3 separate regions of the Mus musculus genome follow, and all the other regions are linked to region 1. A link is a loop called in an ENCODE intact Hi-C map of the cell type or tissue named here. Cell type or tissue: left cerebral cortex. All regions are shown on one strand.

The links. Peaks named below come from ENCODE experiments on the same cell type or tissue, not always from the same donor. Only the 100,000 strongest peaks of a DNase experiment are listed, where the experiment ranks them.
Region 2: a loop joins it to region 1, with 4 times the contacts of the local background. A loop is called at or near these places in 2 of 42 quality-filtered maps.
Region 3: it touches region 1 in a loop (2.7-fold over the local background); 2 of 42 quality-filtered maps call a loop at or near these places.

The regions. Positions count from the first base shown.
Region 1 is chr1:166,790,539-166,798,538 of GRCm38, reverse strand. No RefSeq gene overlaps it. Among named protein-coding and RNA genes, the nearest start is that of Gm33404, 61 kb to the left of the region's middle. In left cerebral cortex, a CTCF peak has its summit at 3,731 (motif pointing right); DNase peaks (open chromatin) are centred at 4,726, 5,003, 5,239, 7,057 and 6 more places; H3K27ac peaks cover 782 bases.
Region 2 is chr1:166,424,582-166,432,581 of GRCm38, reverse strand. It overlaps the pseudogene Gm16418. Among named protein-coding and RNA genes, the nearest start is that of Gm39694, 4.1 kb to the left of the region's middle. In left cerebral cortex, a CTCF peak has its summit at 3,386 (motif pointing left); DNase peaks (open chromatin) are centred at 1,937, 2,380, 2,613 and 3,346; H3K4me3 peaks cover 410 bases.
Region 3 is chr1:167,130,522-167,138,521 of GRCm38, reverse strand. No RefSeq gene overlaps it. Among named protein-coding and RNA genes, the nearest start is that of Gm33668, 15 kb to the right of the region's middle. In left cerebral cortex, no CTCF peak of the experiment used is centred here; DNase peaks (open chromatin) are centred at 2,562 and 3,659.

The DNA of each region.
Region 1 (8,000 bases):
CTCATGACATCACAGTGCTACAGTGGGGTGTTCATCTACTTAAGAAGCAACAAGAGAAAGTATTTCAATATAAGATCATCCAACAGCCAAAAATATATACTTAATTCTGTTATGTCATGTGTATGGGTGTTTTGCCTTCATGTGTATCTATGTTCCACATGAATGCAGGGTTTCTTCAAATAAACATCAAAATCACAAGTCTTCCAGATGTAAATAATTGAACTCACAAAATTTGGAGCTGAGGTTTTAGCTCGGCTGCTTGTTGGTTGCATAAGTTTAGATAAATAACAAACTCTTTGTGGCCTTGTTTTGTTTATAGAGCTGTGTGTTACAAACAGCACTGTGGGAATAAAGTATGTCAATAGTGTGCACAATAGCTAACAAGTAACATGGGTTTAAACGTTAGCTGCTATTATTGTCTGCCATTATTATTAATTTTAATATATTGAACAAACATTGCTAGGTTAGTTGTGGCAGATTTCAAAGAGCCAAAGCTGCTTTGATTCTGCCATTATGTAAATGCTAACCTAATAGACTGATTTTTTTTTTTTTGAGACAGTAATTTCAGTTCCCACCTCTGATGCTAAATATAAGAGCTGACTTTGATTCCCCGTATTCAAGAGGCGCTCATTATTCATTAGTTCCATTGTCTCCTTTAGCCTAAGTTTAAACTGGGTTGGTTTCTCACTTGATCAGGCAGCACCGCCCGTTTGTAGAACTCCATTTAGCCACATCATGTATTTATTTAACAAAGGTTTATGGAGTTTCTGCTATGTGGTAGACAGTGTGGGATTTGCAAAACTGAATCAGCCTGGAAAACTCCCTTCGAAGGACTTATGGTCAAATGAAGACAGCAAAGAGTAGTCATTAAATCAAGACAAAGAAGGGGTCACAGCAGGGGCACTGGTGGCACATCACAGCTGTGGGAGAAGATGACTTCTGTTTGGACTAACTTTTATCAGGAAAGTTTTATCATAGGAAGGGGAACAAGGGGAGAGAAAAAGTATTCTGGGAAATGTGGAGTTGCTTATGCAGAGGGGAAGAAGGGAGGGAGAGAGGAAGGGAGAGAGAGAGGAAGAGGCAGAGAAAGACAAAGACACAGAGGTGGAGACAAAGAGAGACACAGAGAGAGGCAGAGACAGAGAGGGAGGCAGAGAGAGACAGATACAAAGAGTGACAGAAATACAGAGAGAGCCAGAGAGAGAGAGAGAGAGAGACAGAGACAGAGACAGAGACAGAGAGAGAAAGACAGAGAGACAGAGAGGGAGAGATGCTGAGAGTATGGGGAGGGAAGAGAAAAGAGGTTTCCTATGTGCTTATAAAATAGATGGAAGCTCTGGACAGACTGTCTTTCCCCTTCTAAATCCGAGCTTCCCCTGAGCCTGGCAAGCCTCCTTTTTCATGCGTCATCTGGCACTGCTGGCTTCACATCAAGCATCACACTCAATAGTGAGGACAAACCTGAGAACAAGATATTGCAGACCACAAGGTCATCCAAAATTTCAACTCCAGGTACAAAGTTAACTCCGCTCAGCTCAGCTAACTTACTTAAAAATTACCTTCTACCCCCTTAAGCCTAACAATCTGCCAGCCCTCCCAGCCCCCTCGGCCCCCCACCCCACCTTGGCCTCGTTCCTCTTCACCTGGAGTCCACATTCTGGCATTATAGACAATCCTTCCTAAAAAATTCCTGGCTTCTCTCCCCGTTCCCTGTGATAAACAGCTAGCAGAGTTGCCCTGAGATTGAAACAAATGCTCCATTTGCCCGAGAGGAGCTGAGCGAGGATGAAAGACAGGGATGCATGTTTGCAAATAAGACTTCTGGGCATCTTCAATTGCTTTCCGACCACAAGCCTTGAAGGACTGTTCTACCCTGGCCATGTCATGTCATCCAACTGTGTTTTCTAAATGGAGAAATTCACCTCCCCCGCCTTTGAGATGGATGAATGCCAGCCCACCCCCTTTCTCTCCAATCTCTCACTCCCTCCAGTTGCTGTGCTTGCTTCAAATAAGACAGCCAGACAAATGTGCATCACTATCTGAGACAGTTTCTCCAAACTACTGAACCTACAGGCACACAGTCTTTCTAGTAGGTGCCTGCCATAGAGAAATGGCCTGGCTTCTCTCTGAGATCAGTCCACCCATCCACTCCACACACACATTTTTTTTTTAATTTTTGCTTTGTTCTTGTCTTTCCTCACCTCCCTAAGGAGAATTTAAAGTTTCTTCCTGTTTCAGAGTATGTTTGTGTTATTTTTGCATGAAGTTGTTTTTCCTTAGGAAAAAGTAATTAGATGTCTAAATACCTTTGGATAAGTGGCTTAGCTTCAGAGTCACACTTTCCTTAATTATACATTGTGGATAAGGATTTGATTACAGTGGAGGCCCAAACATGTTGATGGAAGGATGGGGTAAGCTACCAAAACCTATAGAGAACTAGGAAATGAAAAGTGACAGCTAGGTGTCACTGCTGATTTGATGTATATTATTTGCATAATATTTGCATAAATAACCTATACCAAATAGGTAGTGCAAATTAAGAAATGTGAATTTAAAAACTACAGAAGTGTGAACAAGGTTAAAACAACAGATAAGATGTATGGAGGCACACAGAGTTTAGCCATAGAGAGAGGCAGTTATAATCTCAAAGACTTTGGGAGAAAGACAATGTTATTAGGGACAATTGAGAGGAAGGAACTCTGGCAGCAGTGACTGCCCTCGAAGCATGAAGTTTCTGTGATGGGACTTGGTACTGTAGCGGCACCGGACAGGAGAAGCTGAGTCCAGTAGAAGGCAGAAGGAAAGCAGCCTAGGCTAGGCTGACAATGAGACCAGCCTATGGTCACATCATATCACAGAGTAGAGAACTCATCTAGAGGGGGCTGGGGGGAAGTTTGCAAATACAGAGCAACGAGCTGGAGCTGTCCTGTAAGAAAATGCCAGATGTCAACAACCAGACTGCTACCATGAAAGCAAATCAGAAAAGGAAAGATTGAGAAAGATGGAGCAGTGGGCCTTAAACCTACCTTTCTTTATGCCTAGGATTATTTTCTCTCTGTAAAGTAGACGTGCCAGAAGTCACTTTACAGTCCAGCAGGCTCCAGCTAGAAGCTGAGAGTTGGATATGTGAGCAACTTTCAAACTTGTCCTATTTTTCTGTGGCTCATTTTGTGCTTTTTCCAACTTCTTCTTGTGTTGTTTCTCTCTCTCTCTCTCTCTCTCTCTTTTAAGAAAATTTGGTTATTGAATAATTGTTAGCACATAGCTTGTAGCTGATGCTCTCCCTGGAGGCTTTCCACTTTGCTTGGTAATAGTCAATCAGCATGCTTCCCTCCCGACCACATTAACATCCGAGATGGTGAGATAAACAAGCTCATTAAAAAGCAAGTTGCTACGTGAAGCAAACACCTTAGAGTGATAAGGCTCGGCATCCTTCGTGGTGGGCCCAGGGAAACAGTATTAGCAACCTGACAGTGGTCTGTGTCTAAGGGAAGAGCTCAGAAGGAAGCCGTGGAATTATTCAGTCAGCCTTCTCCATTTCTAACACCACGGGGAAACAGCAGGCCAATGCCCTCAGAGAAGATCGTTAGGACGGCACACTTACTGGAGAATATTCTCATTCACATAGCAGGACGTTGCCCATTCGTTCAACATTTATTGAGTCTACGTGACAGGCACCATGCTGGGATCTGGGCCTCTACGGACAAATAAGATACCATCTTGGCCACAAGAGGGCTCCTCCTCTGCTGAGTGAGGCTTCTGATGGGTAAACAGCCACAGGGAAAGGGTTAGTGCATAAGGCCTTTGAAGAAAACAGGAAAAAAAGATGGAATTAACTTGACTAGGGATGGAGACAACTGTTCGGGGACTGTATCCTCTGTCTTGACTTCAGGAGCAGTTAATACAGCATCAAGTGCGTAGTATAACTAAAAGCTTTGCTAAGCTCGTCTTGCCTTCTACACTAAACTCGTTGGTGAAACATTTTACCAGGGACCATGTGATGTGACACAGCTGAAGAGTTGAATCGATTCCCCACACCCCAAGATGGGTAGAAACTTAAGTGTACACAGCATCCAAGCTGCTCATGGTGTCCTGGGCTAAATGCCTGACTGACATGGTTCGGGATTCCAGGAGGGCAGGCTACTGAGAACTAACTTGTGTTGACAATGGGCATATGTGACCTTGACAGGTCTAAGATGGAATTTGTGAGATTTCGGGTTGAGCTGATCTGATTGTTGAGTAAATTTGGAGGTTCAAGGCTTACTTTCCCTCTTTGACTAGAAGAGGAATTCAAATATCTCTTGCTCTATAAAAGGAAGTATGAGAAAGTTAACCCTTATAAAATATATATTACCAGCTTTGCAATTCTGACTGCTGTTCAGTTCTTTTAATTTTCCAAAGTTCCCATAAAGGCAGGTTTTCCTCATTCTTTTAAGTCTGTGTCTTAGTCTGAGTCTTAGTGAAAGGAATTTGGTGTTCTAGTTAGCTTTGAGAACTAAAACTAGCCACTAAAGACATAAGAGGTGAGGAGGGTGGAACTGAGATCTGGCTGACCTTCCCAGCAAACATCCCACAGACCGAGCCTGGGTCTGGGCAGCCTTTTGGTTCTCAGTTTGCTTCACAGGTGGCTGCAGCTCCAGCCATGTCCTTGGGTGTCCTTGGAGTACCATTTGGCTGGTGAGTCAGGATTCTTGGCAGGCCTGTACCAGTCTGTGATTCAGTTCTAGGGGATTGTTGTAACAGGACCTCTTGTCAAGAGAAGAACAGCCAGTCCCCAGGTCTCAGTGTCACTTTAGAAAGAAAGGGGTCATCAGATGTTTGTATAAGTGCATTATCCGCTAAAGAAAGCTTCTATGTTGGCTAAGTTCTTCAGAAAAAAAAATTTTTTTTGCTTGTCCTTTTCTGAGCTGGTGTTGGTTCTGTTGATCTGGATTGAGGCCTGAGACTGGATCTTTCCCAGGAGGCTGTGGGAGGTATTGTTGTGTCTCTTCTCTAGGCAGCATTATACCCACAACTGTGTCCAGCTCTCCAGAGATAGCTCCTAAGAATTTCTTGAGTGATTATGTTCAACAACAACCAGAAAAGGCTACCAGTGCAGTTCTGTGAGATCACCGTGGGCTGTGGGTTCAAGAGAAGTGTGCCAAATGGGAGACTCTATTTCAGAAGGTTATGGAACCTTGAAGAGGCAGAGCCTCACTGCAGGACGTGGGCTGCTGGAGATGAACCTTGAGGTTTCTGTCTGAGCTCTACTTCCTGTCAGCTCTCTGCTTCCTGACTCAGATGCAATGTGACCATCTGCCTCGTGTGCCCACTTCCCTGCCTACCCTCTGTGGTAGACTGTATCCCTTCTTAAACCATGAGCCCAAAATACCCTTCCTTCTTTAATTTGCTTCTGTCGGGTGTTTGGTTACAACAATGAGAAACATAATTAATATAAATGACCTCTATTGGGAACAGAAGTTCGGTGATCCTGATACCACTCATGTGCCCCACTGTGTCCCATTATCACCTATAGGGCCTTGTCCCCCGATAGAAGTGGAGGTCATGTTGTTTGGATTTTATAAATCGGTAGATTTACAGTCTTGGAATTAAGTCCCACTTGCTCATGCTGGATCTCTATGCTAGCTATCACTGGGAATGACTTTTGCTTTGTTGTTGCATTTGCTTTCAGGTTCCTAAGTACACACGGGTCTGCAGTTTGTTTCCTTACAGCGTTGAATGTGGTCAGTACAATGATGGCATAAAACAAGTTGGGAGGTGCTTCGTGAAGCAGTTGGTATAAAATTGATGTAACTTCCTCCCTAAATGCTTGGCAGAACTCATGAAGTAAGCCACACAAATGCGAAGCTTTAGCTGGAGAGAGAATTGAACTACAGATTAAATTTCTTTCCTAAAGTTCTGATTATTGAGATTATTTCTGTTGAACAATTTTGGTTGTTTGTATCTATCTAAGTATTGATCCATTTCACCTTAGATTTCAGAATTATTAGCATGCGCTTGATAGATTTGTACTGGTAATGGGAGGTACAGTGGTATCTTGATATTGGCAATGCCACTCTTGATATTAGTAATTTGTGTTTTTATCCATTTTTAAAAAAAAGCTTCACTAAGTTTCATTGATTCACTCTATTGCTTTTCAGATCGTTCAATTTCAAATCATTGATTTTTGTCATGATCTTTATTATTGCCTTCTGCTTGGTTCAGATTCAATTTACTCTTTGTTTTGTTTTCCTAAGGTGGAAATTTGTATCAGATTCACTTGTGTTCTTCTGTCTCTGTCTTTTTCTCTGTCTCTGTCTGTCTCTGTCTGTCTCTCTGTCTCTGTCTCTGTCTGTCTGTCTGTCTGTCTGTCTCTATGTCTCTCTCTCTCTCCCTCTCTCTCTTGGTGCTAGGAAGTAAACTCAGGGATTCTGCGCACCAGGCACACACTCATACTGTTCCCCTTCCCCAGATAAAGATTTTTGTTTTTATGTAACTATCATTTGTTTTTAATTTGTTTTAAAGCTCTGGCTCCCTCTTGTACTGTACATCTTGATTGACTGTTTTCTCTTGCCATTTTGTTGCTCATCCATGTTGTCTAGTTCTACAACAGGGGAGCCCTCGAGTCAAAACCAGGAGACTAAAGAGAACAAATATCTAATGAGTTTCCCCAAGTTCTGTACTGGTTGCTTTGACTTTCCAACTTAATCTGAACATTAATGTCTACTTTCAGAATTCTCTGATAGTTGTTTGTGATGCGTTAAACCATTTATCTCTATAATTACTAGATCTCTCATTTCATCAGGGTTAGAAACTGAAATCCTATCCTGTGTGAGAGTATATTAGATGAATAGTAAAACTATGTATTAAAAGATACTCATCTTAGTGTGAAAAGATCCCTGACACCCTTGTATAACTCCCACCCATTCCCACCATTGTGTAATTCCCACCACCTGGGAAGAGGGGACAGGAAGAAAGACTTACAATATGTCCTCTGTTCCTAAAATAGAGTAACAGCCACTCACGCTTTCAAAAAGAATAGGAATTTCTGGGTCACTCTCAGAATAGAAGAATGATTCAAAATGGACTCTTTTCTGTAGAGTTTGGAGGAGAGGAGAGGAAAGGGGAATCCTGAACAGACACTCTCTGTAGCAAACACTCTTCTCATTCCTGTGACTTTGTATCCCGTAGAAACAGCTTAATGGAGAAGAAACTTACAACAGTTTCCAGGTTTCAGAGGGCTCCCTTCATGGCAGTTTGGCCCCATGCACTTGGAAAGAAAATCATAACAAGTGAGAGCCATGTGGCAGAAGCTGTTCTTCAGTGTTGATGAATGGAAAGCAGAAAGAGACTAGAGGAGGGAGCCGGGGGGACATGGTATATCTCCAAGCTCATGTTCTCAGTGATTTATTTTCTCTTTAGTACCTGCCAATAATACTATCATGTTATAAATCAATCAATGGATTAATCCATTGATTACTTCAGAACTTTGTCATCTAATGGTCTGTGAAATATCATCACACACACACCCAGAAGCATGTGACACTATCACCATGGACACATCTTCATCCAGCCAACTTGACAATAAAGACTGCTTACCACACTGTTTGTCTGTAGATACTTGCATCTACTTGAGATAGTGCCTTCATTTTAAAAAATGCTTTATTTTCTTTTACTTCATCTTTAAGCCTAGATCACTAATTGTTTAGGCAACAGTCTCAAAACTTTTAGTTGACTATCTCTATAAATAAAAAAAAAATCAGTGAAACTCTTCCTAATGATATTCTGCTATACTCATAAATCGGTGCCCAGCCCAAACATCTTCACAGATGCTTTCTTTGCCAGATGATGCGAGCAAACGCAGAAACCCACAGCCAAACATTGGGCAGAGAGAGTGCCCAGCTGGAGAGCTCCACTAGGTCCCTCTCTTTGGAGTCCGAGGAACCCCAAGGAAGAAAGGAGGAAGAATCATAGTAGTCAGGGGGCCCTAGAACATGAGATCATGGCCCACGGAATCAACT
Region 2 (8,000 bases), 370 kb after region 1:
ACATTTTATGAATAATACCCTTGTTATTCTTAATAATCCCACTTTTAATTTACTTAGAGGTGGGGGGATTACAAATAACAAGGTCTGAGAAGCACCTAAAGAAATGTTCAACATCCTTAGTCATCAGGGAAACGTAAATCAAAACAATCCTGAGATTCCACCTTACACCAGTCAGAATGGCTAAGATCAAAAACTCAGGTGACAGCAGATGCTGGTGAGGATGTGGAGAAAGGGGAACACTCCTCCATTGTTGGTGGAATTGCAAGCTGGTACAACCACTCTGGAAATCAGCCAGGCAGTTCCTCAGAAAATTGGACATAGTACTACCTGCAAACCCAGCTATACCACTCCTGGGCAAATACCCAGAAGATGCTCCAACATATAACAAGGACACATGCTCCACTATATCCATAGCAGCATTATTTATAATAGCCAGAAGCTGGGAACAACCCAGATGTCCCTCAACAGAGGAATGGATACAGAAAATGTGGTACATTTACACAATGCAGTACTTCTCAGCTATTAAAAACAATGACTTCATGAAATTCACAGGCAAATGGATGGAACTAGAAAATGTCATCCTGAGTGAGGTAACCCAATCACAAAAGAACACACATGGTATGTACTCACCGATAAGTAAATATTAGCCCAAAAGCTCGGAATACCCAAGATAAAATTCACAGACCAGTATTGAGACCCTGCAGCGATGCTGAGCAGGTTTCTAGGCCCGCGCTACCGGGAACTGGCCAGAAACTGGATTCCCACAGCCGGCATGTGGGGCACTGTGGGTGCTGTGGGACTGGTGTGGGCCACGGACTGGCAGCTGATCCTGGACTGGGTGCCTTACATCAACGGCAAGTTTAAGAAGGACGATTAGGCAGCCCCTCCCCCACCACAGGCCTCGATGGTACCATGTGCCGAGGCCTCAGACACAGCGTAGTCCTGTGGAGGACACTGAGGAAGCTGGACACTGGAGAGGTCTGCACCGCTCAGGGAGCTTCCGCGTTGACAGACACTAGGGCTGCCTTGATAGGTGCAGCATTAAACCTTATTCTTATGCCTTGGAAAAAAAAATTCACAGACCACATGAAGCTCAAGAAGAAGAAAGATCTTGGTGTGGATGCTCCAGTCCTTCTCAGAAGGGGGAACAAAATACTCAAGGGAGGAAGTAGGGAGACAAAGTGTGGAACAGAGACTGAAGGAAAGGCCATCCAGAGACTCCTCACCTGGGCATCCATCGTATTTACAGACACCAAACCCAGACATTATTGTGGATGCCAAGAAGTGCTTGCTGACAGGAGCCTGATATAGCTGTCTCCTGAGAGGCTCTGCCAGAGCCTGACAACTAGAGGCAGATGCTCACAGCCAACCATTGGACTGAGCACGAGACCCCAATGGAGGAGTTAAAGAAAGGACTGAAGGAACTGAAGGGGTTTGCAACCCCATAAGAGGAACAACAATATCAACCAACCAGACCCCCCTAGAGCTCCCAGGAACTAAGCCACCAACCAAAGAGTACACATGAAGAGACCCATGGCTCCAGCTTCATATGTAGCAGAAGACGGACTTGTCAGACATCAATGGGAGGAGAGGCCCTTGGTCTTGGGAAGGCTGGATGGCCCAGTGTAGGGGAAGGCCAAGGTAGGGAGGCAGGAGTGGGTGGGTGGAATAGGGGGAGGGAGGATGGTATAGGGGGGTTTCAGAGGGGAAACTGGGAAAGGGGATAACATTTGAAATGTAAATAAATAAAATATCCAATTAAAAAAATAACAAGTAAGAAATAGAGTTTCACTATCACTGCCTTCCTTTTTACTGTGAATTTTTCATCTGTCTCCCACACTCAGCCTTTGTTTGGAGAGCAGAGGAAGCTCTCAGCCCTCAGCCCTCCCTTGCTCTGTATGGCACGTGGCTCCGGTCATGGTCCTGTGTCTTCTTTGTTTTCTAAGGCACCTTTCTCCGATGTATAAACTTAGAAAAGGTATGGGAAGACCGAATAGACACCAGGGGCAGAGCTCCTCGCCCTCCAGAGAAAGTCGAATCTGCTGAAGAGGCACTGGGGCCAGGTGGCTGGATGTCAGGACCACATCTGCCTCTTACTATTTGGTATTACCACAGGGAAACTGCTTAATCTACCTTAATGTCAGCTTTCTCATTTATAAAACAGCAAAAGTTGTAAGAGTTAAAAAGATATCAAGGTGTCCTGACTCATCAAAGCGCTTGTCCATCTGACTTGCCAGTATCAGTGTGGGGGAGACTCTGCGCAGACGGAATAGAGACGTTGCAACCTGCATCTCCTCAGCACTTTACATTTCTGGGCAATGTCCAAGAGCCTAAAATGGCTCGGCAAATTTAAGATGATAGTACAAGGATCAGAGACAAGAGGACTTAAGAACCACCTACTGAGTCACCCCAAATGCAAGCCATGATGTGCCAATTCTAACTAAAAATAGGAAGGGGAAGGAAAAAAAAAAAAAACTTGCCTTTGGAAATAAAAAATCTAATCTTACCAACAGTGGCCCAGATCCCTTACTTCCTATTTCTGTTTCCCTTTCCTGTCAGTAAATGATAATAATAGCCTCTGTGCAGTGTGGCTGTGAGATGCAGCCACTCCCTCTTCAAGTCTCCCGCCTTCCCTGGCAGTCTGTTACTCGGGTCATTGAGACTGAAGCCTCCGCCTCTACAAGAGCCACAGCCATGTGTAAGTCCGACAGATCTGGCTTAGCAGCACGCTCTTTTTGCTGTTTACAAGAATTGTGAAGAGTAACAGTATCTCGTGGGTGTCTCAAAACAACACTGCACAAGTAAGAGTGTTTTAATGCAGAAACGAATGGTTAAGAAGTGTCCGTATTCTTAGACTGAGAGCCATTCACAATCGTCTGAAGATCTTGTTTCAAAGAAGCTGCCTCAGTGATCAGCTGCTCTCTCTCATCAGACGGGTTACTCACGTTGAATTTTCTGATATTTGGGTTGGAAATAAAGTCATCACTTTTTAATCTGAAATATTAATTATTAATATTTAATATTTGAAAATCTCTTTATTTTATTTTTTATATTCATTTGTTCTCTCTCTCTCTTTGTGTGTGTGTGTGTGTGTGTGTGTGTGTGTGTGTGTGTGTGTGTGTGTCTGTGTGTCTGTGTGTCTGTGTGTCTGTGTATGTGGAGACCAGAGGACAACCTCAGGGAGCAGGCTCCCTCCTTCCACCACGTGGTCCCAGCGTGGAACTCAGGTGCTCAGGTTTGGCAGTGAGAGCCATCGGAGCCATCTTGGCAGCACAGAAACATCCTCTTTAAAAATGTCTAAATCAAAAAGTAAAAATTGCTTTAACACCCATTCCATCCTGAAAAACAGCTTCAACTGCTGATTGCTGCAAATATAGTTTTGGGGTGCCCTCTAGTGCTGAAATATTGATAATATACCAACCATGGCTCTAGGAAATCTATACTGAACACACCCTCTAGTGTTAGAGTAAGACCAGACTAGGCTCAGGACACACACACAATTATACAAACACACACACACACACACACACACACACACACACACACACACACACACACCACACCACACCACACCACACCACACCACATACCACACCACATATCAGCCCATATAATATAGCCACAAATAAAGCCACAGAGTGAAGTCTGGAATAAACTTCTAATCTGTCCAATAATAGGTGCTTCTATTCAGCTCAAAGGACCATTACCCTACCTAAAAGATAAGGCATCAAAAACTGACCAGAAAGCAATGGATATGTGCAAACTCTTTGACAGAGAATTTAAAATGGCTGGGTCTTTTTGTTTGTTTGTTTTGGTTGTTTTTTGTTTTTTGTTTGTTTGTTTGTTTGGGTTTTGTGGGGGGGGTGGGTTTTTTGTTTGTTTTTTTTTATTTTTGTTTTTCAAGACAGGGTTTCTCTGTGTAGCCCTGGCTGTCCTGGAGCTCATTCTGTAGACCAGGCTGGCCTCGAACTCAACTGCCAGAAGTCATTGAGGAAAGGCTAAAGACAAACAAGTAGGTTTTCTGGAGATGGCCCACTGCTTTGCACAGCTGCAATGGGTAAGCTCTGATTTGCAGGATCTTCAGAGATTTTTATCCCAGGATTTCTTCTTCCTGCTGGTATGCCTTTCCTGTCACTATTACATAGCCTAATGATTCCTGGGTATTAGCCTACCCTGTTGGGCAGATTCCCTGCAGTTCAATAAAGATATCTTATCACGTAATAGTGCTGTGTTGACAAACTGAAATTTTTATAGTTCCTGATACTAGGTTTATGGAATTCCTAAATTTACACAAGTAACTTCTGACTCTCTGAAGAGCTGCAAATAGGGCTCTGTAAACCTTTATGTGTTACAGGCTGATTGCACTAGAATAAGAAAGCAGAAAAGATTGGGACAGATTTATGACCAAGGAAAAACATTCATTTAGGCCAGGTCTAAGGATGAAGTCACAGTTGTCACCAGGCCATGTGAAACTGTTGTTTTGAACTTACAATGAGCTTATAGAATGAAACTCTGCTTTGAACTGATAACACCAACATCCTTCTGTAACGCCCCTTTTGTGTAACATTTCATCTATGAGGTAATTTTTTTAAAAATTGCCTACAAAGGTATAAGAAAGTATAAGAAAGCCAGAGAGAAGAATTAAAGTATGGCTTGGGGGCTCTGCCCCATTCACCAAATGTATATATGTATGTCTGTTTGTCCCTACATACGTGTGTGTGTGTGTGTGTGTGTGTGTGTGTGTGTATAAATATGCATAAGCACTTGTAGAGTTGATGAGATGGGTGGTATGGCCGGAGCAGGGTGTGTGTGTGTGTGCTTGAGTTCTCCCTTTCTTTATTTTCTTTTCTCTATGGTTCATGAAGGGTTACCAAGCTGCAAGCCTCTTGCCTAGCCAGCAGGAGCCTCCTGAGCAGCATTTTTTCTTAAGCCTTTTTTCCTCTTAATTCCCTGATGATGCCAGCAAGAGTTTATTACCAGAAGCCAATGGCTTTTCATCCTAGAAAAGCAAAGAGTTAAGAACGGCAAATATTATTATAAGTAAACAATTTTAGTCCTCGAAAAACTCAGTTTTTGCCCCTGAAATCCGCTAATGCTACCATCGCTATTTTCCTCAATACCTGGTGCTGGGCAGGTTCTGATTTCCATAGGCACCACATGGGTGGTTGCATTCTCCTCTCTACTGGAGGACTTTTCTGCTGTCTTTTTGAATAAGCTTTCCACCTTCTGGCCTCTGGCACATGTGGTGCACATACATATGTGCAGACAAAACACTCATACATATAAAATAAAATAAATAAATCTTAAGAAAGAAAATGAAAATAAAATTCATAAATTCATCAGAGACAACAGATAGCAAATTTTTAAAATCAAATCTTCAAGCAGAAAAGTACTTAAAATTGAATGTAAAATATTATATACAGCGTCATTATCAGACTCAAATAAACAGAAGACCATCTAATGAGCTCAAAAATGGGCTATTTGAAAATATATAACTTAAAGAGAAAAATGAAGGAGATGGACTAAATAAATCCTTTGGAAACTACAGGACAGAAATACAAGAACAAACATTCACATTGCTAGAGCCTTTGAGAAGGCCAGAAGGTGGAAAGCTTATTCAAAAAGACAGCAGAAAAGTCCTCCAGTAGAGAGGAGAACTCAACCACCCAGCTATAGAAGGAGTACAGAGGTACAGGTAACCAGTTTAGTTCAGGTGTGGGAAATGGTTCACTTGGCAAACTGATTTCCTTGCAAGCACAAAGACCTGAGTTCATTCTTCAGAACCCGTGAGGAGAAATGCCTAGACTGGTAGCATATGCATTTAATCCAAGACCTGGGGAGACAACTCCCTGGTGCTCCTTAGCCAGTCAGCATAGCCTACATGAGGAATTCCAGGCCAGTGGGAGATCTTGTCTCATAGAAGGGGACAGCATCCAAGGACACTCAGTGTCATCCTCTGCTACACACACACACACACACACACACACACACACACCAAATACACACATACACATGTGCATGTACACACATGATCACACATGTGTATACCACACACATAAGAAAGAGGGGGAAACCCCAAATACTATGCATGCGATCCAACTCACCTGACATTAGGCCTCTCAGCAGACACCCTACCTGACAGCAGGGAGTAGAATGAGATAGAATATACAGAAAGACAAGAGCTGTCAACCTACCCAACAAAATGATCCATGGTGCAAACACCGTGCATGGAAGAACTATATCTTTAGAGTGAAGATCAAAAAGAAATATAATATCTACATCAGTATGCTTAAAACATAAAAATGCATGTAGAATGGATATTAAAACTCTATACGGTGGGTGGGGGCTAGAGAGATGGCTCAGCAATTAAGAGCACTGACTGCTCTTTCAGAGGTCCTGAGTTCAATTCCCAGTAACCTCTTGGTGGCTCATAACCATCTGCAATAGGATCCAATGCCCTCTTCATGTGTGTCTGAAGAGAGTGACAGTGTATTCACAACATCAAATAAATAAATTTTTAAAATCTACAAGGTAAACACTTGTAATCAAAACATGCTACTAGGAGCTGGAGAGATGGCTCAGTGGTTAAGAGCACTGGCTGCTGTTCTTCCAGAGGATCCAAATCCCATTCCCCACACACACATGGCAGCTCACAAACATCTGTAACCCCAGGTTTGGGGGATTTGACTGCCTCTTCCTGACTCTGTGGACATCTTTGGGCACACAATGCTGCACTAACATACTTGCAAGCAAACACACACACACACATACACACACACATACTTTTTTAAAATAAAAATGAAAACACAACTAGAGAAAAATCGCTTAATCACAACTAACTGTACAAAGGGGGAAAGAAAATATCTATAGATATACCAGGAAGCTATAATAAGCTGGCAGTGATAATATATAAGCTAACAATAGTTACCTTAAATGTAAGTGAATAAAAATCTCCAATTTAAAGATGGAGAGTGATTAAATGGATCTTTAAAAAATACAAACTATGTAGTTTGTATGAAGAGGAGATAGAAAGCTCTTCATCTCATGATGGAGGTGTGGATTCAGCCACAGGTAATAGTGATTATATGTAAATATCGATGCTATGTTTAAAAAGTCTGTTCAATAAGTCTGAAGGAAAATATATACTCCAATCCAATAACAATACATGACTTAAACACATTACTGTCATTGTGGATGAATCATCCAGGCAGAAAACCAGTATACCAGAGATAATTGCATCTAGGCAAAATGAACCTAACAGACATCTACAAGGATTCTGCCCAACAGCTACAAACACACGTTCTTCTAAATATCACACTTTACATTCTCTGGGATGTGTCATATGACAGGTCATAAAACAACAGCTTCCAACCTTTTTAAAATTGAAACCATATCACTTTTTCCAACTAAAAGACAATAAATCTAAAAGCTAGTGGCAAGAAAAGTTTTGTGAAGTATACAAATATGTATAAAGTAAACAACTTCTTAATAACTAAATGACTCAGTAAAGAAACTAATAAAGATGTTTTTGGTTTCTTGGGACAAGTGATAATGAAGATATCACATACCAAGAGATTTGGGGCACAACAAAACTCATACTAAGAGATAAGCTGGGTCGCCATCTTGGTTCCGGGACTCAGCAGAACTTAGGAAATTAGTCTGAACAGGTTAGAGGGTGCACCAGAGAACCGGACAGCTTCTGGGACGGGCAGAAGCACAGAGCCGCTGAGGCAGCAGCCTGGGCGGGCCGCAGACAACCGGCCACCATCCGGACCAGAGGACAGGTGTCCGCCTGGCTTGGGAGGCGGCCTCAGCCTCAGCAGCAGCGGTCGCCATCTTGGTTCCGGGACTCAGCAGAACTTAGGAAATTAGTCTGAACAGGTTAGAGGGTGCACCAGAGAACCGGACAGCTTCTGGGACGGGCAGAAGCACAGAGCCGCTGAGGCAGCACTCTTGGCGGGCCGCAGACAGCCGGCCACCGTCCGGACCAGAGGACAGGT
Region 3 (8,000 bases), 340 kb before region 1:
TGCACACATGCAAGCAAATCATATACATAAAATAAAATCATTAAATTTAAAAAACAATGGCATTGTAAAAATATTTTTTAAACTAATAAGGTAAAATCATAATACAAAATGTGAGCGGAGGAAACATCAAGAAAAATATGAAACAAAAGAAAAATATTACTCAAGAATAGAAAATTCGCCAGGCGTGGTAGCACAGGCCTTTAATCCCAGCACTCGGGAAGTAGAGGCAGGTGGATTTCTGAGTTCGAGGCCAGCCTGGTCTACAAAGTGAGTTCCGGGACAGCCAGGGCTACAGAGAAGCCCTGTCTCGAAAAACAAACAAGCAAAAAACCAACCAACCAAACAAACAAAAAATAGAAGATTCATAATAATCATATAAATATATGAAAGTAAATAACAAAAATATATAAAGTTTAGAAGAAAACAATATTGTAAAAAAACAAAAAACAAAAACCCCTTAAACATGAAGAAAAAAAGGGAGAAAGGAAGAAATAAAAGGAATCAAATGGAAATAATAATAACGAGAAAGATGTCAGGAGCAGGAGGGCAGGGAGTGAACAATCAATTTCCTTTTTATCTCTTAGCTTATTCTGAGCAAACAGTAGTTATTTACTGACGTGTTAATGCAATAAATGCCCCTAGGTTACATGAGGACTCTTAGGACAGGGAGTTCCCGCCTCTGGGGACAGGTGAGACAGTCCCTGTATTATGACCAGTCCTCTGAGGGTATCTGTCTTTGTCAGGCTTTTACTGCTCTGAACAGACACCATGACCAAGGCAACTCTTATAAAGAACAACATTAATTGGGGCTGGCTTCCAGGTTCAGCGATTCAGTTCAGTATCATCAAGGCAGGAACATGGCAGCATCCAGGCAGGCATGGTGCAGGAGGAGCTGAGAGCTCTACATCTTCATCAGAAGGCTGCTAGGAGAATATTTGCTTCCAGGCAGCTAGGAGGAGGGTCTTAAAGCCCACACCCACAGTGATACACCTACTCTAACAAGGCCACACCCATTCCAACAGGGCCACACCTCCAAATAGTGCCCCTCCTTGGGCCAAGCATATTCAAACCACCACAGTATCCCATGAAGTCTGAGATGCTTCTGCACTTTGGGTCCTTATAAGGATGGTCAGGTCTAAAGATGGGCCCTGATCTGTGTGTTGAGAAATGGTAGCCAGCGTCAACTTTGTTTCTCATCTCTGGGAATAAAACTTTTGTTTCCTTTCAAAAAACCATTTTATATGTTCTGGGCTTATTTCTCCAATTTTTTTTTCTTCAGAAGAATCTTGGCCTGGAGAAAAATTATCACAGTGATCACTGTCAATAATCCTCTCTAGCAGAGACTGTTTGCATTCTGAGTTCTGGAGAATTCTACACTGTACCATTCCGGCCCCTGTAGATGGATGGTACTGTTAGTGGAAGCTGCTTTGATACAGTAACCCAGTCAACATATAGATACTATGTTCTCAGGGTTCTAAGTTTAACTTTTTTTTTCCCCACATTTATCATCACTGAAGTGGAAATACTTCTCATCATTGATATGTCAAAATTTAAACTGGAGATAATTTTTCCTTCTCAGTATTACATAAAATTGTGGTGCCTTATAATCGATGGTGTCTTCGATTAATAAAGCGTGAGAGTAAAATGTCACACAGCATCCATGGTTGAAGGGAAGCGAGGAGTGAGAATGGGGTTTTCTCATTTCCAGCTCTCATCCTTGAGACGCTTGCTTCGTGAAGAGGACCGTAATTGTGTGAAACAAAGAAGTCCTACCAAGATAAAATTAATATTGGCACAATTGGAGGCCTTCTGACTACCCTCCAGTGGTCAGGAGAGCTGACCTCTATTGAGCCACAGGATCCTCTCTGGGTAATCCCAGTGGATTTCTTCCCTGATTCATCTAAAACACACAGCCTGCCCCATTTCCTCACCCCTTGGAATTCCCCTGTCAGAGCAAATTCATGGAAACATCCTAGAGCAGCGAACTTAATGATTCTCTGTTTTATCTTTCTTCTGTGTCATGTGTACTCTGAGGGGGTTTATTGGGGCCATGTTGCCTCAGTGCAATGTGGGGCCTTTTGTGGTGGAAACCATAGTCCTCCCTGACAGATGATGCTTCTGTTTAAAGATCTATTTATTTTATGTGCATGAGTGTTTTGCTTGAATGCATGTTAGAGCACCATATTCTTGGAGTGCCCATGAAGGACAGGGGTGGGGGCATTAGAGCCCCTGGAACTGCAGTTTCTGGTTTTTGTGAATTGCCATGTGGGTGCTGGGAACCAAACTTGGGTCTTCTGCAAGAGCAGCCAGTACTCTTAACCACCAAGCTGTTTCTCCAGCATTCTGATGTTTATGTTTATAGCTTAGTAGTAGGGCAGTTTGATTTTTATACTTTTTTTTTTTTTAGTTTTCAAAACATATATTGAAAACATTTTTTTTTTTTTGCTAAAACCTCATAAAATCCTGTGAAGTAGGCAAAGCATATTTTATCACAATTTTTTTTCCCCAGTGAGGAAACAGATGTCCAAAGAGTCGACGTGAGTTGGTTAAGGCACCCGGCTGGTTAGTGGAGGAGGTGGGAATCACAATCCAGGCTTCCTATTCTAGAGCCATTGTTCCTCTTTCTAGGAAAGAAAGACTTTGTTGCACCATCACACCATCCCTCACTACCTGGGCTTGGAAGACCAGGAACGGCTCTGTGTGGTCCCAGGAGAGTTGCTAGCCTCTGCTGCATCCTAGGTAGACACGTGGTTTGAACTGGGCCATGTTACTTTTGAGAACTGTGCTTCTGTTGCTGATGAGAGAGAGAGAGAGAGAGAGAGAGAGAGAGAGAGAGAGCACGCGCACAGACTTCTTGCAGAGATTTCTCCCCCTTCTCTGGTGTGTGTGTGTGTGTGTGAGTGTGTGTGTGTGTGTGTGTGTGTAGCCTGCCACCAAACTGGCAGCTTGGATGCTACCCTTCCCTTTCCAGGGCTCCTGAAGTCATTGCTGTTTTTTATAGCTGGTCTTGGGATCCAGGACAAAACAGAGTCAAGAGCTCATGAAGGAAAATTCAGGGCACTTAGGTATTTTCAGTGATCACATCAGAGGGTGGCAAAAAACCCTGAGAAGAAATTGCTTTGATGGCAGCTAATGGAGGAGATGAACTTGGATCTCACTAAACTAACATGAAACAGCATCCCCCAAACAAACAAACAAACAAACATCAACCCCCAAAACCAAAAGACCAAAAACTGAAAAAAAAAACAAAACAACAACAAAAAAAAAAACCAAAAGACCAATTACCAAAGACTTGGAACCAGAAAACTAAAACCAACAGAAGCCATGATGGGAACACCTAAAAACCAAACCAAACCAAACCAAACCAAACCAAACCAAACCAAACCAAACCCCAAACCACCACCACTACCACTAAAAAACCACTAAAAGGCGCTAGAAGTCAGGCAAGAGAAACAAACAGAAGCCCTGGTACCCGCAGACCCTAGAGGAGGCAGATGACTGAGGAGGTAGGCAGGTGAGAGCCGATGTCGGAGGTGGGCGGGAGCTGATGGACAGGAGGTGCTGAGTTGTCTCCCCTCTTTCGCCCTTGGAATCTGGGTAGATAATGGTACCATTACTTAAAACCGGCTTCTCTGAAGCACCAGTAGGTGGTAGGCAAGAGGGTGGGTGGGGAGTGGTGAGTCAGGCTGGGAGTGAGGAGGCTAAAGGGCTTATGTACACAGATGTGGAGCCTTTAAATGGCTGTTGGGTATTTAGGCCTAGCTTTCAGAGCAGGGACATCTGGCCTGGAGATAAGTGGACTGGATACATTCTACCTAGGAAATGTCTACCTTGAGATAAAGTGTGTGGATGAGGGTGTCTAAGTGAGGGGAGGGGGCAAGATACAACTGCAGGGTTGAGATCCTAGTCTGCTCATCCTTTCGCAAGCACCCCTCCTCTCTCCCTTCCCCAGTCTCCCGCCCCTCCCCCGCCCTCCTCCCCCTCCCTGCCCCTGGTGCCCCCCCCCTCCACCTTTACACTCTTAACTTTGCCTGCGTTACACAGCCTTTCTTGTGTCCTGGGTTGTGACTTAGAAGGAGGAAAGAAAAGCGAACAAGAGAGAGGAAAAAACTCGAAGAAGATGACAAGGACGAGCTGCGTACAGGTGGGTTCCATACGATGAAGTATCAGCTTTCCATCTGCCTGCGGAGTGGCCTGCTCTGCCCAATGGAGCAGGCGACCACAAAGTGAAGCCTGTTGCTCTGGGCTCCCACAAGGGCTGGTGCCATGGCTGTCCTCTTCCTGAAGAAGCAAAGGTTGAACTGGCATTTACAAAACCATTTAAATCTCCTTTAGTAATCCTGGACATATGGAAATTCCAAAAAAGTTCCCAAGATTACACTAGTGAAAACAGCTCAGGCAGATGCATTTATTTTGTTATTATTATTATTATTTTTAAATTTACTTTATATCAGGATCCCAGATTCTCCTCCCTTCTTTCCTCCCAGTCCCTCCCTCTCACCTCTCCTCCCTTCCTTTCCTCTCCCTTTCTCCTCAGAGAAGGGGAGACCTCCCATAGCTATCAACCCGGGTTGGCATACTCCCTAGAACGAGCATCCTTTCCTACGGAACCTGGGAAAGTCGGTCCAGTCAGGGAAAAGGGATCCGAAGGCAGGCAACGCAGTCAGAGACAGCGTCTGCTTTTTTACAGGGCTGGGGCGGTCTTGAAACAGTATCAGAGGAGCAGCTAGCAGTCAGCGGAATCACGTGACTCCACTGGGGTTTTCGGTGGGCTTTTGTCATCTCAGGAAATTCAAAGATTTATGTGACCTCTTCTGGAGCTAAGTACACCTTCCAGCTTGACCTTTCAATTCCAGCTGCTCTCGGATTCTTGCAGGTTAGGAGCCAGCTCAGACAAAGGGAGAGAAAGGGGATGCTATTCTTCCTGGACATTGAGTGGCTGCTTTCTTGTAAATGCCTAGGGGAAAAAATCAATCTCCTGTGCATTGAACTCTTTCATCTCCTATTAGCTGGATTCTAAGTCATTGATAAGAAGGAAAATCCCTTAATTCACCTCAATATCTTTAGAGTTTATCGATTAAAAATAAAAGCAGTGGTGTCTGGGGTGGTACACGACCACTTCTGACAACGAGAAAAAGCAGGCAGATCTTGCTTTCAACCTGGAATTGTCAGGGTTAAAGTAAGGGTCATTTCTCCACATTTTATTTATTATTGTAAGCCATGCCAGGGCTGGAGAGATGACTGACCGACTAAAGTCTTTGTTTCCCAAGTATGAGGACAGGGCTCGTTCGCAGGACCCACATAAATGCCAGGTGGGTGTAGTAGCCTGCTTATAATTCCAGTGCTTGGAAGGCAGAGGCAAGGAATACAGAGGGCAAGCTGGCTAGCTGGACTGGCTCAATCAGTGAGCTCTGGTTTCAACTGAGAGACCTAGCCTCAATGAACAAGGAGACTCTCCATGCCAATCTTGAGCTTTCACACTTGTGCACACACATGTGAACACACATACATATGAGAGAAGGAAAAAACATTTACTCTAGCACAATCTTTATATATGAAAGCTTTTGCTGGAGTGTCAACACAGTATCAGGTGTAGTCCCAAATTTCTCAGAACTTTCCACATTTAAGTGTTAACTTACATGGCTCTCACCAATGAACTAGAATGCATTAGAAATATTGTCCTCACTGGCTTGGAGACTGGTTATCATAAAACTGTCATTACAAGTCTGCTGAAAGACTTGGCAGTTGCCATTGAGAGAGAGAGGAGCTGGGGGAGAGCATGCGTAGCAGATCCTGCACACCTTGCTTTTTTGTTGATGTAGCAAATGGTAGGGTGTATGTCTACTGTGCACAAGGCCACTGGTTCATCCTAATTACCACAGAGGATGTGATAGCTGAATCAGTTTGACACTTGTATTAAACTTAGCAGGTACTTCACGGCTAGCTATGCATCACAGCACTAAAGTTAGAGATGAGGAAGCCCACTGGTCTTTGCTCCTTGCTCCCCACAGTGGGCGAACAGATAACGACGTAAAAACTCAGCTTCCAAGTCAGAGGAGACATGGATACAGCCCCCCCCCCCCCCTCTCTCTCTCTCTCTCTCTGTGACATAATATAAAACTGCCCTGTATGGATACAGTACAGCCACAGAGGAGCTGTAATCTCTCAGCAACACAAAGAATGAGAAATCTCAACAGACTTCTTCATGACAGGACATGGGTGCTAAGTGACCACTCTGCCCAGGGTTTGATGACTTCGCATTGCGGATCAGTTTGCATTCTCTGCTGATTAGTGATGTTGAGAATTAAATATTTATATCTATCTATCTCTTGGTCATTTTTAAAATTTTTACTCTTTTTAGAAGTGCCAATTTTCAGGTTATCCAGTCATTTTAAAGATCAGATTATTTGGATTTTTAATATTTTTAGCTTCTGATGTCAAATTCCCTCATGTATTTTGAATTTATCTCCTTGTCAAACATTTGCAAACACTTCTCCTATTCTCTAGTCCTTTTTCTACTCCAGTGGTTCTCTTTCCAGCTATAAGGGGCATTTTGGTCTTATGTAATCCCATTTGTTAATTTTTGCATCCGTTGCCTGTATCTTGGGGATTTCACTACATTTTTTTTCCAGGTCAGTGTCCCGAAGTACTTCTTCTGTTTCCTTCTATAGTTTCATGGCTTAGATGGAATTTATTTAAGTTTTCAAAATATATTTTAAGTTGACTTTTAACCTTGATGAATAGAGGCCTGGATTTTCCTTCAGCACCATTTATTACAGAGACTTTCTCAACTGTTGGGAAATTAGCTGGCTACAACCACACAGTTTATTTCTGGCTTCTCTCTTCTGCCTATGTGACTTTTTATGACAGTGCTGTGCTATTTTGGTTTCTACCATTTTGTAGTGTGTTTTAAAATTTTTTATTAGTATATGTTAATTGTATGTAACGATGGGTTTCATGATGACATTTTCATTACATGATAATACAGCTTGATACTTTAGTCCCCTATTTCTCTTTCTTGTCCGCCTTTCCACATGAGTCACCCTCCTACTACATGTGTGTGTGCACGTGCACATGTGTGTGTGCATGTGTGTGCACATGTGCGTGTGTTCCCTTATGGATTTCATGAGGGTGTTTATAGAAGCATGTGCACTTTATAAGGTGCTATACCAATGAAGAAAATGTCTCTCTGTATTCTAGCAACCATTAGTTTTGCATAAACCCTCAGGGAGAGATAGAGCCCCTTATGCTTCTACTCCTTCCATGACTGGGTATGACTAGTCCAATCCTGTACAGGTGATCACAGTTATAAGTTCAAGATGCACCAGCTATTTCATGCTCAGAACCCAGTGTCCCACTCCATTCCTTGTCTTCTTAAGAGTTCTTTCCACCCGTTCTTCAATGTTTCTTGAGCCTCAGAGGAGGTGAGTAGAACAGTCCCTCCCATTCAATGCTGGGCATTCAACAGTCATTTATTCTCAAGGCTTTGGCCAGTATGCATCTCTCCAAAGAACTATAAAAGCTATTCTTCTTTCACCGAAGATTACAGCAGCACTAGCCTATGGCCATAGACATAGTTATTTAGAAGGTAATTTGATGTTGCACACTAGAAGCTTCCTCATTAGGGCCTATGAGTTCCCAGCCATGGAGATGGAATCAAACTCCATCAGGGAACAGTTGGTTAACTCTACAACAGTCTCTCCCTTATCACATGAGTGGGCTCGCCTTGCCTGACCAGTGGGTATTCCTTCCCTCCCTCCCTCCCCCCTCCTCGTCTTTTTGAGACAAGGTCTCTCTTTATAGCACTGGCTGTCCTGGAACTCACTATGCAGACCAGGCTGGCCTTGAACTCACAGAGATCTGTCTGCCTCTGCCTTACCAGTACTAGGATTAATTACCTTTGGTAGAGTTTTAATGCTTTGATGTATATAGGTATGTCTTCTGCATTTAGGACTAACTTAATCTACTTATTTTGCCTTGGAATGTTATGAATTTCCTCT